Regions from separate parts of the Homo sapiens genome. Here region 1 is linked to region 2. Evidence: chromatin contacts called from ENCODE Hi-C or POLR2A ChIA-PET data. All regions are on one chromosome and are shown on one strand. Each heading gives the region's core, a stretch centred on a gene start or an enhancer-like site at or near the end of the contact. The rest is flanking DNA. Distances are from core to core; before and after follow the strand shown. Region 1 holds the start of ZNF589 (zinc finger protein 589). Region 2 overlaps DHX30 (DExH-box helicase 30).

Evidence for each region. Hi-C counts contacts between places; a loop is a spot of excess contacts on that map. ChIA-PET counts read pairs that join two places held with the same protein, here RNA polymerase II (POLR2A). Pooled maps may share reads with other maps.
Region 1: a loop to region 2 is called in a pooled map, with 8 times the contacts of the local background. The contact joins the promoter of ZNF589 here to the enhancer-like site in region 2. A Hi-C loop is called at or near these places in 9 of 50 pooled maps. POLR2A ChIA-PET finds 5 or more read pairs at or near these places in 2 of 52 experiments (CD8-positive, alpha-beta memory T cell and activated T-cell).

The regions. Positions count from the first base shown.
Region 1 is chr3:48,239,577-48,242,384 of GRCh38, forward strand. ZNF589 (zinc finger protein 589) reads left to right here and starts at 1,528. Exons shown (of 4, transcript NM_016089.3): 1 at 1,528-1,638. The coding sequence starts at 1,596. RefSeq lists enhancers at 683-977, 1,295-2,212, 1,403-1,697.
Region 2 is chr3:47,823,545-47,826,244 of GRCh38, forward strand. The region is part of intron 4 of DHX30 (DExH-box helicase 30); the gene reads left to right. Among named protein-coding and RNA genes, the nearest start is that of DHX30, 22 kb to the left of the region's middle. RefSeq lists a silencer at 1,262-1,551. Within about 2 kb of position 1,392, at least 29 of the 41 ENCODE cell types and tissues checked have a DNase peak (open chromatin) inside an H3K27ac peak, as active enhancers do.

The DNA.
Region 1 (2,808 bases), core at 278-2,777, 420 kb after region 2:
TGCAGTGAGCCGAGATGGCACCACTGCACTCCAGCATGGTAGACAGAGTGAGACTCCGTGTTCTTTTCCCTAAAAAAAAAAAAAGAGTAATTGGGGAAGTTGTGCTTCAAAAGAGTAATTGGGGAAGTTGTGCGTCTTAGGGCCTCTGGAATAATGGCTGGTAATATTTAGAATTCCAGCCCTTCTCATCCTAATTTGGTGGCTGGTGGCCTTTCATTCATTTTACAAGAACAGTTTAGCCCTTGGGAAGGGCTATTATTTAAGCTATAAACTGAATTCCTTCCCAAGGCTACTTTGGCCTATGCCCAGAAGTGGACAAAGACAGTTTAGAGGTTGAAAGGAAGATGAGGTGGGTTAGATCTGATATCTTTTACTGTCATTGATAAGGCTCTGATGACTGGAGGAACACCAGGGTCCTTGGTCTCTGATAGGCTTAATAACACAGACACACGTGGAGTGGTTTTAAGGAGCGAAAAGTTTAATAGGCAAGAAAGAAGGAAGGAAGACGAAAACAGCTCCCCCATACAGAGACAGAGGGAGCGGGGATTCCAACAAAGAGAAAGCGCCGTGTGCGGAAAAGTGGCTGCTTATCTGAGGATGCTGGAGGAGGCGGTGTCTGGTTTCCATAGGGCTCAGGGGATTAGTTTGATCAGATGTGTCATTTATGTGGCAGCCAAAAACCTGGCCCTCCCACCCTAGCTTTTTAATATGCAAATGTAGGGCTCCATGAAGTTCTACACACGTGGGAATATGTGGGGGGTGGCCATGTTGCCAGGCACATGTCAGGGCAAAGAAAAGGACGGCGGGAATCGCCATGTTTGGGTGCGTCCAGTTTCTAATGGCCTGTATTTCCATATCAAAGCTTGCCATCCTGCTCTAGGAGCCCAGGCTTTCCTGCTAGACAAGAAACCTTTCTGGAGCTGCTTTAAAAGAAACAAAAACTTCCCAAGGACCCCTTTCCTTCTCTATCTGCTTAAAATAATTTCTTAATAACTCCTATAACATCATAATTTCCTTAGGTATAATTTTGCAAAGGCGGTTTCAAAAGCTCTTTGGGGTCCTCAGTAATTTTTAAGAGTGTAAAAGGATTTTAACAACAACAAGTTTGCGAACCACTGTCCTTGAGAAGCTCTCCATGGATGCGCATGAGTCTGTCCAATTGGAGTCCTGGTGTATTTCTACATTAGATACCACACAGCAGTGAACACACAATGAACAGGTCAACACGTGTCATTATAGAACTGCGCAAAAGAGCTAGTAGCAGGCATTGTAAGTGTATTTATATAATGTTTACAACCATGGAAAACAACACTATATTTTGCTTATGGGTACCTGTGGTAAGCACAACCCCAAATATTGCGGCCGAGGGGGACCTAGAAGGTCAAAGTGCGCCTCAGCATTTTCTCTCGCCCTGCACAAGCCGCATTTCGCCCCGAGAACTACGCTTCCCGGCAGGCTGCGCGCCGCGCGGTGACGCACTTCACCCAGTCCTGCTTCTTTCTTCTGGCGCCGCCAGTGGCCCGCGGTGCGCATTCTAATCCGTTTCACACACGGTGCTGCTACCTCGTTTGCTTCGTGCGTGCGTGCGCGCGCAGATGTGGGCCCCGCGGGAGCAGCTACTGGGCTGGACTGCGGAAGGTGAGTCGGGGCCGCGAGATCGCCTCCCCCATTCGGTGCTCCAGCCGCAGGCGCCGCGCAGGCGTCGGCCGTATCCACCAGGGATGCGCGTGGGGTGCGAGCTGTGTGAGGCGCTGACTACCCCTACAGCGGCTCTTACTCCCCTGGGGGGCCAGGTTCCTCCCTAGGTGTCCCGTACAGTCTCCACGGTGCTCACTCCACGACTCTTCACCGGGCATCCTGCACTTGTGCACTCCGGCAGTCATTGGCCATAAATGGCTGCTGAGCATTTGAGATGTGTGGAGTGCAACTGAAGAACAGCATTTTGTATTATTATATTATATCATATTTATTTTGAGACGGAGTCTCGCTCTGTCGCCCAGGCTGGAGTGCAGTGGCGCGATCTCCGTTCACTGCAATCTCCGTCTCCCGGGTTCAAGCAGTTCTCTGCCTCAGCCTGCCGAGCAGCTGGGATTACAGGCGCCCTCCACCACGCCTGGCTAATTTTTGTATTTTTAGTAGAGACGGGGATTTCACCATGTTGGCCAGGCTGGTTTTGAACTCCAGACCTCGTGATCCGCCCACCTCGGCCTCCCAAAGTGCTGGGATTACAGGCGTGAGCCACCGCGCCCGGAGTATATTATATTTTTATATTTTTTGAGTCGGTCCGGAGTGCAGTGGCGGGATCTAGGCTCACTGCAGCCTCCGCTTTCCCAGGCTCAAGTGATTCTCGTGCCTCAGCTTCCGGAGTAGCTGGGATTACAGGCGGCGCCTCACCACCCCGGCTGTTGTATTTTTAGTAGAGAGGGGATTTCGCCATATTTGCCAGGCTGGTCTCGAACTCCTGGCCTCAAGCAATCCACCCACCTTGGCCTCCCACAATGTTGGGATTACAGGTGTTAGCCACCCCACCCGGCCCAAAAGACTTTTTTTTTGGAGACAGAGTCTTGCTCTGTAGCCCAGGCTGGAGTGCAGTGGGCGATCTCTGCTCACTGCAACCTCTTTCTCCCAGGTTCCAGCGATTCTCCTGCCTCAGCCTACCAAGCGGCTGGAATTACAGGGACACGCCACCACGCCCGGCTATTTTTTTGTATTTTTAGTAGAGGCGGGGTTTCATCATGTTGGCCAGGCCGGTCTTGAACTCCTGACCCCAGATGATCCACCTGCCTCGGCCTCCCAAAGTGTTGGGAT
Region 2 (2,700 bases), core at 142-2,641:
GTAGAGATGGGGTTTCACCATGTTGACCAGGATGGTCTTGATACCCTGACCTCATGATCCGCCTGCCTCAGCCTCCCAGAGTGCTGGGATTACAGGCATGAGCCACTGCGCCTGGCTGATTTTTTTTTAACATAAAAATCTAAACATCTGTTCAACACATGTGTTGTAAACTAGAAAAAATAGTATAATGAACCTGCAAGTACCTGTCACCCAGCTTCAACAATTAACAACTCATGGCCAGTGTTGCTTTGTGTATAGCTCTTCATTTTGGCTTCTTTAGAGGCAACTAAGAAATCATGGCATTTCAGCCTTATGCCAAATGGCTGTCAGAAAAGAGTGCTATCCTGAGGGCTTCCTCAAGTGCCACAAAGGGCTTGGGTCCTGCTGTCCAGGTGGGGCCTTTCTGTCTAGACTGTTGTCTCCTTCAGCTTTCAGATACCATTTTCTTTTCCTTTTTTTTTTTTTTTTTTTTTTTTGAGATGGAGCCTTGCTCTGTCACCCAGGCTGAAGTGCAGTGGCATGATCTTGGCTTACTGCAACCTCCGCCTCCTGGGTTCAAGCGATTCTCCTGCCTCAGCCTCCCGAGTAGCTGGGATTACAGGCGCGCGACACTATGCCCGGCTAATTTTTGTATTTTTAGTAGAGATGGGGTTTCACCATGTTGGCCAGGCTGGTCTCGAACTCCTGACCTCAGGTGATCTGCCTGCCTCGGCTTCCGAAAGTGCTGGGATTACAGGCGTGAGCCACTGCGCCTGGCGAGGAACAGCACTTTCACTGCTGGACTTTACGCTGGACCAGCTCAATTCTTGGCAGTTTCCAAAGCTGGGTGTTTTCACCTTCCCCTCCAGCCCTGGGGATTAAATCTGTTTCCTGAAGAGGTCTTCCTTGGCCTGGCTCCAGATTTTCTTTTTCGTTTTTTAAACTTTTAATAGAGTTGGGGTTTCACTATGCTGCCCAGACTGGTCTCAAAATCCTGGGCTCAGGGGATCCATCCGCCTCAACCTCCCAAAGTGTTGGGATTGCAGGCATGAGCCACGGCGCCTGGCCCTGGCTCCAGATCTTCACCAGGTTTACTTTGTAAGCCGTTAAATAAGATGGGGCTGCCAATTTGCCAGAGGCACGTGAGAGGTAGTTAGGAACAATTGGTAGGACCTAGAGGGAACTAACTTCGCTTCCTTAGATGACATTGAGCTAAGGCCTAGCATTATTTTCCCCCCAACAGCCTCATTCCATCTTCCTGCCTTCCATCCACACGACTGCTGGTTTAGATTTGCTGGAGAGTGAGCTCTGCAGGGTCCTAGCCCTGGGCAGCGCCGAGCCCGCCTACTGAAGGCCCAGGGCTGTGGTGAGCGAGGACGGGCTGCTGATGCCCTCGCCTAGGCTTGGGCTTCGGGTCCGCCCGGCCCGCAGGGGGCGCGCGGCGCTCGGGCCGGCCGCTCCCGTTCTCTTCGCCCGGTCCCTGCCGCGCACAGGCCTCGGGGTCGGCGGGAGCACGATGGCGGCCGCTAGGAGACTCATGGCGCTGGCCGCCGGCATCTCTCCGCGCCTGCAGCCGCTGGGTCCCCGCGCTGCTGGGCGACAGGGTCGCTCGCGCGGCTTCTCTTCAAGCTGCGCCCACCCCGACCACACCAAGGAAGCCGCCGAGGCCGAGTCAGGGATGGCCCCCGGCGGGCCTGGGGAAGGCGACGGAAGCTTGGTGAACGGTGAGGGCATCGGCGGGGGCGGGCGGTCCGCAGCGCCCTTGACTCCTGGGATGGCAGAGCTAGGGGCGCGGGCCGAAATCGGGCCTGGCGGCCGGGGGTCCTCTCTTCCATAGTGGCCAAGTTCGCCATCCGTCGGCGGGCAGCGGCCTTGCTGTTTGTAAAGCTTAGCGTGGCACAGGCCCGAATGGACCCTTAGAGTACCTGCTCCCGGCAAGAATAGGTGAGAGGTGCGAGACCTCGAGGGAGTGGGGAAAACGAGTAAAAGTCCAACTCCTGCCAGGATGAGTGGCCAAGGGCTAGAGCTTCTAGGGACAAGCATGCCCTCACCAGTGTGAGAAATAGCCCAAAGTAACTCCTGGGACATCAGGATCTCAAATAGAGACAGAATGACTGTTCTGGTGGATTCCAGCTTTGTGCCTCCCAAATAGTGCAGAGGATAAAACTGTTGAAAGCATCAAGGATGGGTAGAGAGCGCCAGCCTCCACCAACCTTATAGAGCTGAAGGTGGGGGCGGGGTGGTGGTCTCAGTGCAGCTCTATTGTTAAACCAGTGGGTGTAATGGGCTACTCGAAGTTGGGTCCCTCTGTGACGAAACCCCCCCCGCCCCGGCCAAGTCCACTTAGATATGGTTTCTTAACTGCTTAACTGCTTGACTCTTAGTTGCTTTACAAGTTACCGCTTAGAGGGAGACAGGATCAGGTGTCCTCCATCCTGGCCACTTGACACAGGAGTCTGTCCCAAGGAAACAGTCTCAAACCAGGCAGCAGAGTTACATCAGAACGCTTGGAAGCACTTTTTGAAAATATAGAGTCGCCTCCAACATCGCTCCCATTCTCAGGTCCCCTGTGGGGAGCTGGATGTCCATGCGGTGAAAAAGCTCCCCAGGTGATCAGTGTACACGCAGGTGCACATGTGCATATATACAGCTCCTTTTGGAGCTGCCAGAGGCTAGAGTGGAGAATGATATGGCCCCCCATGTTCCTAGCAGACCTCTTCA